Linked DNA regions of Homo sapiens: region 1 is linked to region 2. The links are chromatin contacts, found by Hi-C or POLR2A ChIA-PET in ENCODE. All regions are on one chromosome and are shown on one strand. The core of a region is the stretch at or near the end of the contact, and the rest is flanking DNA. Distances in the headings are between cores, read along the strand shown. Region 1 holds the start of WDR48 (WD repeat domain 48). Region 2 holds the start of VILL (villin like).

Region 1 (5,404 bases), core at 2,762-5,261, 1.1 Mb after region 2:
CAGCAATCCCACTACTACCCAAAGAACAGGAAATCAGTATGTCAAAGAGATACCTGTCCTCCCACAGTTACTGCAGCACTATTCACAGTGGCCAAGATACGGAGTTAACCTAAGTGTCCATCAAAAGAAGAATGGATAAAGAAAATGTGGTACATATATGCAATGAAATACTATTCAATCATAAAAAAGAATAAAATTATGTCATTTGCAGCAACATGGATAGCACCGGAGGTCATTATCTTAAGTGAAATAAGCCAGGCACAGAAAGATAAATACTGCATGTTCTCACCAATATGTGAAAGAGAAATAAGTTGATCTCAGAGAAGTAGAGAACAGAATAGTGGTAACTAGTGGCTGAGAAGGGTAAAGGAGAGGATTATATATAGAGAGGTTGGTTAACACATATAAAATTACAGCTAGGTAGAAGGAATAATTTTTGGTGTTCTATATCACTGTAGGATGACTATGATTAACAATAATTTATTCCATATTTTCAAATAGCTAAAAGAGTGGATATTGAATTTTCCCAAAGCAATTATTACAGATTGTATACAGGTATCAAAATATCACACTGTACCCCATATATATGTACAATTATTATGTGTCAATTAAAAAATACATCCACAAATTTATTGATACTTCATAAAAAAAGGAGTCATCTAATCCCCTCTCCTTAGACACTGATGGCCTTAGTAACTAAGTTCTAATGAATTGACTATGGCTTAAAGTGACACTGCATGACTTCCACTGTGAGTTTAGAAAAAGCATTATAGCTTTCAACCAGATTTTTCTTCTTCGGGATGCTCATCCTTGGAACCCAGTTAGCATATTGTGAGGAACCAAATAGTGCTGTGGAAAGATCATGAGAAGGTGTTCTAGCCACAGCTTTGGCTAAGGACTAGGCCAACACCAGTATCAGTCACCAGACATGTGAGAGAAGGGGTCTTCAGATGATTCCAGCCCCAATCTTTTAGCTGCCCCAGCTGATGTGAAGTGGATAGTGGAACAGAGACAATCTGTTCCCATGAAGCTCTGCATAAATTACAGATTTGTAAGTAAAGTAAGGGTTGTAATTGTTTTAAACCATTGCATTTTGCAGATGGTTAAACAGCAATAGATAAAAGGAACAGGAAAAAAGAGTGCTGAATATTGGACAGTAGTTCAGAGCATATACTGCATCCTACAGGACAGTATCAAAAAGGGTTATCTCCCAGAAGGCACCATAGCTAAGTCTTCAATATATCTTCAATAAGACAAGATACTTCTCAGTGATTGAGTACACAATTAGACCAATAAATTCCATGGGCAATAGCCCATTGCATTACTTCTTTCATTGCAGAGTGAATTTCTTGGTCAAAAGCAATATAGTGTTAGAGAAAATGATAGTGTCTAAAGCACTGAGTAATTCCCTAGATGGTGGTGTCAGCGGAAGTACAGTGAGCAGGGAAAGCAAATCTCAATCTAGAATAAACATATTTTAGAGAGGACAAATAAGAACTCCCTCAATGATGGGGAGGGCCAATGACCAATGGAATAGACTTGCCTACATGTGACTGGCTGACCCTCCCAGAGCATGGGGTATTGGTCACTGCTTCTGAACACCCAGCGGTGGCTTGGTGATCCCATGCATAGCTCCAATCCTGTTGCCATTGCCATTGCCATTTATTTCATGATTCTACTGAGCAGGCAGTGAGGCTGAGTTTCATCACAAAGCAGTTCATTTCATCCATATGATTCTTAAGATTTATTCTGAGAGGTCCATCACTATATCCCTTCTGGAGTCTTCCTTGTCACTAGTTCTCCAGTCTTGCTCTTTCCATGTCCTTCACAAACTGGCCAAAAAATTATCCTCTGACCCTGAATTGACCATTTCTCCTTTCAGCCAAACTGAACATCAAAACATACTGGTGAAAATTCTGCCCACTGAAAGAACTTCACTATTTCAATATTTTTCAGGTCCAAAGCAGGACTACAACATATCAATTTCTAGCAAGTACCAGTATATTGTCCAGAGCAACATACCTGTATTGTATTTTGCACATCATAGGTGCTCAATAGACACTTAAGCAATTTTTAAAATACAGACATATTATTTCCCTACCTGTATTTCAACAGCTTCCCATTGGTCTAAAAGATCCTGCTGGGTATGGCCTCTGCATACTCCTTTCACTTCTCTGTACTCTAAGCCTTGACTCTCAGTTCCTGTAATGTTCCATGCTCTCTCCTGCTACAAGACCTTTGCTCAGACTGTTCCCTCTCCTTGCCTAGTTAACTCTTGACTCAAGATACTTCCTGTCTTACAATCATCTTTCTTCATAGTACTTATCTCTGTATTAATTCCTGTCTCATCCTGGGACTCTAAGTTCTATGACTATGTGCACTCACCACTGATTCCCCAACACCTAATATAGTGCCTGGCATATATGATATGCTAAATAATATTTTGTTAAATGAATGAATACATGAATCAGTGAATGAATAAGCCTGTAATGATGCAGTAATTTACCTATAAGTTATCACTGCCAGTTTTGCTTAAGAAGCTTTCTGCCATCACAATTTTTACTCATCTAATTCACATTTCTTTATTAATTTAAGAAGTATTTGTCAAGACAACTTTTCTAAGCATTACTTATATACTAGCACTATGCAACAGAAATTTGTGACCACATATGTAATTTTAAATATTCTAATATCCATGACAAAATTAATAAATTTTATTTAGCCTAATATACCCCCAAACATCATTTCAACATGAAATCAATACAAAAAATTATTAATGAGATATTTTACATTCTTTTCTTCAAACTAGTCTTTGAAATTTGGGGGTAGTTTACAATTACATATCTCAACTGGAACTAGCTATATTTCAAGTGCTCAAGAGCCACAAATGACTAGCAGATACATCATATGCTATATCCCACAGTGTAGTTCTATAGGATTCACTTTCACTAGAGAGGGTCTGATCACCCTCAGCTCTTATAATTAGTGGTCAGGAAAACCACCTTAAGTCAAACCTAACTGTTCCAGTATAAGAGATGATTTAAACTAGAATTGTCTCTGGGAACAATTTTAGCTGGTGTACCGTTTTCGCCTTCCTATAACATCTTTTTGTCTTGTTTTTTTTTTTTAAACTTTTAAGTTCAGGGGTACAAGTGCAGGTTTGTTATATAGGTAAACTTGTGTCACGGGTGTTTGTTGTACAGGCTATTTTGTCACCCAGGTATTAAGCCTAGTACCCATTAGTTATTTTTCCTGATCCTCGCCCTCCTCCCACCCTCCACCCTCCGAAAGGCCCCAGTGTGTGTTGTCCCCCTCTTTTGTGTCCATGTGTTCTCATCATTTAGCTCCCACTTATAAGTGAGAACGTGCGGTATTTGGTTTTCTGTTCCTTTGTTAGTTTGCTTAAGGATAAGGGCCTCCAGCTCCATCATGTCCCTACAAAGGACATGATCTCGTTCTTTTATGGCCCCACTTTTTATCCTTTTAATTTAAACGGATTCTTTGCTCCCCCTGAAGATGGAGGCCACCTCCTTTGCAAGGACTTCTATCTCTCCCCCTTTGAGGCCACGACATAATTCTCCGCATTTTTAGGTACTTAACAGTAAATCACTTGGTTCACTTGGTTCTCCTGCCTGCCTAGGAAAGGTCAGGAGATGGTCCAGCGCCATGTCTAGCACTGTTAATTCTTTCAGTGCTTTCGTTTTGCTTGGGCCTCTCGGGGAGGGCGCGGAAAAGAGCGCAAGCCAGGGTCTAGGACCACACAAGTGAATTCGTGTTGCTCCCTCAGCCCTGAAAAGTGGCTCTCTCCCCATCAGCATTATACTTGCACAGTGGTTTTGTTTTTAGGTGCATCTACCTCATCACATGGCTACCGGCCACACAGCAACTAACAGCACCGAGGAAACACAACAGCCTGTTTACCTTCAGCCCCGCCACTAACCCTTGGCCAAAGGGAAAGGGGCAGGACATCCTCCCGCTCTGAGCCACCTCCGGAAGTGACGTCGGAGTGTCAACATGCAAGATGGCGGCCCATCACCGGCAGAACACAGCAGGGCGGAGGAAAGTGCAGGTATGGAAGCCCGGTTCCTCGGTCTTCCGGACGCGGCCGGCAGCTCCGGGCCCACTCCAGCTAGAAGGTGCCCGGCGCCACGACCAGCTGGGGTAGCGGCATGGGGCGAACGGGGCGGGGCGCGGCCGGCCACGAGGGGTGGGGCCGCGGCGCTAACGGCTTGAGGAAGGGGCGGGGGTCGGCTTGCTTGGCCCTTGGGGCCCAGGCCCGGGACCCTCGTGGGCGGCATTCTGAGCCCGGGATTGCTTGTCGCCGCTCTTCTGTAGGAGTGGACTTGCGGGGTCGGGATAGGCTCGTTCCCCGCCCACTTGCCTCCCCCTTGCCCTGTCTTTCTTCGAAGCGCTCTGCCCTCGCTGCGTCGGAGCCGAGGCCTCCAGGGGTTTCCCAGGGGGGTGGGCGTTGGAGGAGTGAGCGGCTTGTGCGGGGGCGTGGCGAGGCGGCGGAGCGCCAACGGCCCTGCGGGGTTTCTGCTGAGGATTCCGCACTTGGGAGCCCCCAGCCCTCTCTTATGTGGGAGCTGTCCCCTGGGTAGGTTTAAGTGACATAAGAATGTGCGTGGGGAAATTATAATTTTAATTGTTTTGGTATTTAAGTTCCTCTTCACCATTTCTTCATCTTAAGTGTGCATCGCTGAATCTGTCTTTATTGTTTGTGTAATTTATTGTCCATGTGGTAAAGAGTTGTCTAATCTTACCGTGTGTGTCTTGTGCCTTATGCCTTTGTGAATTCACTTTTGTTTGCGGTTACGCTTAAGAGTTACTGCCACTTCGGGGAACATCACACACCGGGGCCTGTCGGGGGCTGGGGGCGCTAGGGGAGGGATAGCATTAGGAGAAATACCTAATGTAAATGACGAGTTGATGGGTACAGCAAACCAGCATGGCACACGTATACCTATGTAACAAACCTGCACGTTGTGCACATATATCCTAGAACTTAAAGTATAATAATAATATTAAAAAATAGTTATTGCCACTTAATATTTTCAGTGATGCAGGGAATAAAAGCCCTCTTACAGGTGTTTGCCTGCAGGTATATTGTATGTGGTAGTGGCAGTTTGGTGCATTTATTCATTAAACATTTACCTAGCACTTAGGGTGGCCCCCAAAGGGGAAAAGGGATTGAAAGGGTGTAGAAATAATTAACACCTAGGCTTTCTTTATAAAACACAGCATTATATGGAGTTCTGCGGGTTGAAATCAAGTGTCAGATAAAGGTAGTTAGATGAAGGGGTCCTTCAGTAAGGTAATCCCAGCAGAAGGTGGTAGGCCATAAAGTCTTCTGATTAGTTCACATCTTGGTTTTATTGATCTCACTGATCAGTACAGTGTCTTA
Region 2 (4,998 bases), core at 967-3,466:
AAGTGGATACAGGCCGGGCGTGGTGGCTTACGCCTGTAATCCCAACACTTTGGGAGGCTGAGGCCGGTGGATCGCTGGAGGTCAGGAGTTCGCAACCAGCCTGACCAACATAGTGAAACCCCGTCTCTACCAAAAATACAAAATTAGCCGGGTGTGGTGGTGCATGCCTGTAATCCCAGCTACTCAGGGGACTGAGGCAGGAGAATCACTTGAACCCGGGAGGCGGAGGCTGCAGTGAGCCAAGATCATGCCATTGCACTCCAGCCTCGGCAACAAGAGCAAAACTCTGTCTCAAATAAATACATAAATAAAAAGGGGATACAATGGTAAATTTTAAGTATATTTTACTACAATTTTTTAAATCTTGTGAAAAAAAGATTTTTTATATTTTACCACAATTTTTTTAAATCTTAGGAAAAAAGATCCCTCTGGCTACTGTGGTAGGATGGTCGTAGCGGCCAGGCAGACCCAGAGACACAGAGGGAGGCTGGCTCCGGAGCAGGCAGGAGGCGTGAGAGGGAGGGCCAGGCCCAGGATCCACCATGAACCAGCTGCCGACGGGCCAGTGGCTTGCGGGAGAGAGAAATCAGGGCAACTCCAGGTTTGGGGCCTAAGCACCCTCTGGATGTTCACACTGAACGTGTTCCTGGGGCTCAGAGAGGGTAGATCTGGGAGGGGCCTGAGGCGATGTTAAATGTGAGACCAAACGTGCTGGGAGAGATGTGACAGACGGAAGATGGAGACTTAGGCCGGGGCAAGGTTCGGGGGAGTTGGGTCAGGGAGACACTGGCGTTTCCATGCTATTTGCAGCCTTCAGACTGGAACTGGGAAGGAAACTGGAAAACAAACAGGAGTGAAGGCCCAAGCTCTGCTCCTGCTGCCATTTAGAGGCCTGAAGGAGACAGGTGGAGTGAGAGGGGAAGGAACAATGGTGACTGAACTGACTGCCGCTTGGTTGACAGCGGGCATTGGTGACTTAGGAAAGAGCCATTGCCAGGGAATTCAAGAACAAACAGAGCGGGTGGGCTGAGGGGAGATGGGGGAAGAGTCGGTGGGAAGAAGTGAGGACACAGAGTCTTCCTGGGCACAGAGACAAAAAGGGACAGGGAAACGGGTATGCACAGGTACAGTGGACACACTGCCACTGTCACAGACAGGGTCCCTGTCCCAAGTGGGGATCAGACAGACATGCCAGGATACAGGCACACACATGAGGTCGGACAGGCAATGGCACACATGGGGACGAGCCAAATGCCTGTGACACAGGCATCCCTTCACACACAGGGACCCTGCATTGTGTCTGTTAAACACAGTCACACACTAGCTGTAGGTCTTGCTGGACACAGACTGCCCCCGAGTCCCCAAGTCCCCAGACCCCTGTAACAGAGACCTTTGTGGGGTGAAGACTGAACACAGGGAGAGGGTCTTGGGCAGTGGGCAGGCTTTAGCAGCGTGGCTTTGATGGGATGGCCCACGCTGGCTGGGCCTTGGCTGGGACTGAGGCCCTAAGCCGCCAAGAGGAGGTTGTGCCCCTGGAGTTTCTGGAAGGCTCTGTTTGCAGCCCCTCCACCCCACAGTGAGAGAGAGAGAGTGGCAGTGGAGTGGCAGCTGAGGTGAGGGAGAGGTGTCTTCGCTGCAAGAGCTGGACTGGCCTCTCCCATGATGGGTATCAGGGTTCCCTGAGGAGGGCTGTGCCAGGCAGTGAGCTCACATTTGGGTAGGGACAGCAGAAATATCTAGAGGGAGCCCTGACCACCTTCCCCTCCTGAAGTGAGCTGGGTCTCACAGAGCCTGACCCCACAGCCCCCAGCCTTGGTCCTACTTCCTCCTAAAGTTTGCTGGAGTGGCCTGGCCCTCTTGGTCCAGGCGGAGCCCACCACTCCGGGTGAGGGATCAGGGGCCCATCTAGTACTCCAGAGAAGGAAATCCCAGTATCTTCCACACCCCACCTCTTAGCCCAGTCCAGGCCTCCATCCCCTGCTCTCTCTGGCCACTGGTACCCAGGCAGTGAGACCTGGGAGACTTAACCATAGCCCTGGGGAGGGCGCTGGTCCCGACGGCTTGCTCGATATTTGTTGACTGGCTGACTAAGTGAATGCCTAGCCCGCTGAGCACTGTGTGGTGGGGTGTGTCCTGCAGGGCAGGAGCTAGGATTGAGTTACAGTGGTGGGGACCAGGAGTAGGGAGGCAGAGACTGGCCCCGTGCCAGGCCTAGCACTGCCCACAGGCAGGGCGAAGGCGCGGGAGCAGTTTCCAGCAGGTAGGCCTGGGCAGAGAGTTGGGGGGCGGGGGTTTCCAGGGAACCAGTGGGGCAGAGTGGGCTATTCAAGTCAAGGGCATAGAGCATAGGGTCCCAGGGCTCAGGGCCACAGAGCCTCCGCGGCAGAATTGGGAGGCGGCAGCAGCCCAGCAGGTGAAAACACTGATGGGGCAGGGCAGCTGTGGCCGGCAGCCCAAGGGGAAGAAAGTGGCAGATTTTGTAGATGGGCAGGGAAGTCCGTGGCCCACAAATTCAGTGTGCCTGCCCCCAACCCTGGCCCCATCCTCCTTTCCCCTCACTCTAGAGGGCGGCACCACTCCCTGCTCCATGGAAACTGAGCAAGGTAATCTCGGGCTCCCTTCAAAGGTACCCACAAAAGAAGGAAGGGCTCCTGTAGGGAGAGAAAGAGGCACTGGAGGAGGGAGAAAGCGAGGAGAGAGGAGGCACCCAGGGACACGAGGGGCAGGGGGAGAGAAGAGGGGGTGTGTGAAGCGGGTAGGGAGTGCCCCGGGAAAGAGAGGGGAGCCTGGGGAAGAGAAGGAAAGACCTGGGGAGGAGGGTGGGGAGGGAGAGAGGGAGGGGTGTAGGGGAAGACAGGGAACCAGGAAAGGAGGAGGTGCCTGGGGAGGAAAAATGGGAGAAAAAGGGAAGGATCCCAGGGGAGAGGGGAAATCAGAGGGGAGAAAGAAGAACCAGGGGGAGGCAGGGGCACCCAGTGGGGACAGAGGGAAACCCTGGAAAAGCGGAGGCGTGGGGCATGGGGAGAGAAAGGGAAACCAGGGAAGGAATTGGGCATCCGGAAGAGAAAGGGGCCCTGAGTGGAGGAAGTGCACCCCCAGGGAAGAGAAGGAGGGCTTCTAGGAGAAGGGAGAGGACCAGGGATAGGAGGGTTCCCACTTGGGAAGGTGGTGAAAGGGAGTTCCCCAGAGGAAAGAGGGCAGGAGGGTTTGGGAGGCTGGAGGGGGCACTGTGGGGGGTTCCCCTGAGGAAAGAGGGCAGGAGGGCTTGGGAGGCTGGAGGTGGCACTGTGGGGAGGGAGGAGGCCCCCAATCTTTGAGCACCCATTCCTCCCTGGAGTCCAGGTGAAAGAGAATGAACACAGGTGCCATGCGAGTGCGACCTCAGCCCTGGCAGCTGAGGGCTTGGCTCTACGGGCTGGGGCTGGATATCAGACGGGCTCCCGGACCCCTGGGGGCGATGCTGCCTCTCCCAGTGACACCAGCCGAGTCCCAACTTTTTGGCTGCCAGTTTGACTTTCCAGTCCCCCATGTGCCCTGGTTGACACTGTTCTGAGGCCATCCAGTAGTCTTTCTGGCACTCTGTCACCATGTTGTACTCTTCCATGAGCTACAGCTCACAGTTTCTGTCTGCACCTCTGGTCACTGCCTGCCTGGGCCTCTGGTAACTGTCACTGGTCACTATTTCTGCCTATTACTCAGTGTCCTTCTACGGGGCCACCACTGGTGGACATCCTGCTTGTCACCCAATGTCCTCACGTTTTCTGTTGCTTGAGATCACCTTTTCATGGCCACTATGTCTGCCTGTCACTCATGTCATTGTCACACCAACAGGCCATCAACTGTGGCAACAGTTCTTGGGGCAATTAGGGTGCACGGACGGCTCCCTTCTCTATTCATTTTCACTCAGTCCAGTCGCAGGGCAGCACACTTCACTCATTCAACAAGTACTTACTGAGTACCTGCTGGGGGCCGGGCAGCTGGGATCCCACAGTAAACAACAAGACAAACCCCTGCCTTCAGGAATCTGCTGCTCTGGTGAGGGAGACCATAGCCAACAACCATCCTATGGTTTCCATAGGGTGTCGGGAGGAGCTGTGAGCTGTGACGGACCCAGCTCTAACCCCCTAGAAGGACAGCCCACTCTGCCCCTGCTCCCCTGCCCCACAGCCTCCTCCGCTCCCACATTTCTTTGGCTACATGTTGGGTGTTGCCACAGTGTACTGTGAACTCACCAGGGCCAAACCAGGGGCCCTGACAAAGGTGTAAGGAATGTGAGCCACTCTATGACACCTATTGTGCCACACCTGATTCTGTAACTCTGTCCCCTCACCTTGTTCTGCCTGGAGCCAAGGGTGTTCCTGCTATTGATAAGACACAGTGGGAGTGGAGGGGGAGGAGGGAAGGACTAACACACCAGGGTCACCCTGAGTGAGAGATTCAGAAAGAAGTGACTTTTGGACCAAACCTCACACACAGGTTTCTGAAGGAGTGGTGCAGGGAAGCCTCAGGTAATTGAATATGAAGTGCCAAGACATAACAAAATCGACAGAAGTGAGGGTCCCTTCCTTCCCCCAGGTACTTCTCATTCCATGTCACTGTCATTCACTGCCCTCTCATTCTCTCCCTCTCTGCACGCGCAGAACCACAGAGCACAGACTCGAGCAAGCTAAATCGCTATTTGCAGAGCCTGTGGCTGTTTGCAGAGCCTGTGTTTATACAGAGTTCAGCTCTGTTTCAAGAATTTGTCAGCTGAAGCGGGAAGATCACTTGAACCCAGAAGGTGGAGGTTGCAGTGAAGTGTGTTCGAATCATGCACTGCAGGCTAGGGTGGCAGAGCAAGACCCTGTCTCGAAAAAACTGGAAAAAAAAATTGTCAAGTGTTTATGCCTAATCTGCCCAACCCACTCATATCAGCTGAGCCTGTCACTTGCTGCAGAATCTGAGTCTTCATAGTCTGTGTGCTGACATTTGTGTGTTTACAGAGCCCTCCTAATAAAA

The links. Hi-C counts contacts between places; a loop is a spot of excess contacts on that map. ChIA-PET counts read pairs that join two places held with the same protein, here RNA polymerase II (POLR2A). Pooled maps may share reads with other maps.
Region 1: a loop to region 2 is called in a pooled map, with 3 times the contacts of the local background. The contact joins the promoter of WDR48 here to the promoter of VILL in region 2. A Hi-C loop is called at or near these places in 1 of 168 maps with a recorded cell type or tissue (CD4-positive, alpha-beta T cell), 3 of 37 single-sample maps with no recorded cell type and 9 of 50 pooled maps. POLR2A ChIA-PET finds 5 or more read pairs at or near these places in 2 of 52 experiments (WTC11 and naive thymus-derived CD8-positive, alpha-beta T cell).

The regions. Positions count from the first base shown.
Region 1 is chr3:39,048,005-39,053,408 of GRCh38, forward strand. WDR48 (WD repeat domain 48) reads left to right here and starts at 4,012. Exons shown (of 19, transcript NM_020839.4): 1 at 4,012-4,069. The coding sequence starts at 4,022. It overlaps SCN11A (sodium voltage-gated channel alpha subunit 11), which reads right to left and starts at 3,940. Exons shown (of 30, transcript NM_001349253.2): 1 at 3,857-3,940. RefSeq lists enhancers at 3,173-4,045, 3,716-3,805, 3,816-3,865, 3,886-4,075 and a silencer at 4,116-4,215.
Region 2 is chr3:37,988,570-37,993,567 of GRCh38, forward strand. VILL (villin like) reads left to right here and starts at 2,217. Exons shown (of 20, transcript NM_015873.4): 1 at 2,217-2,260. RefSeq lists an enhancer at 4,229-4,523.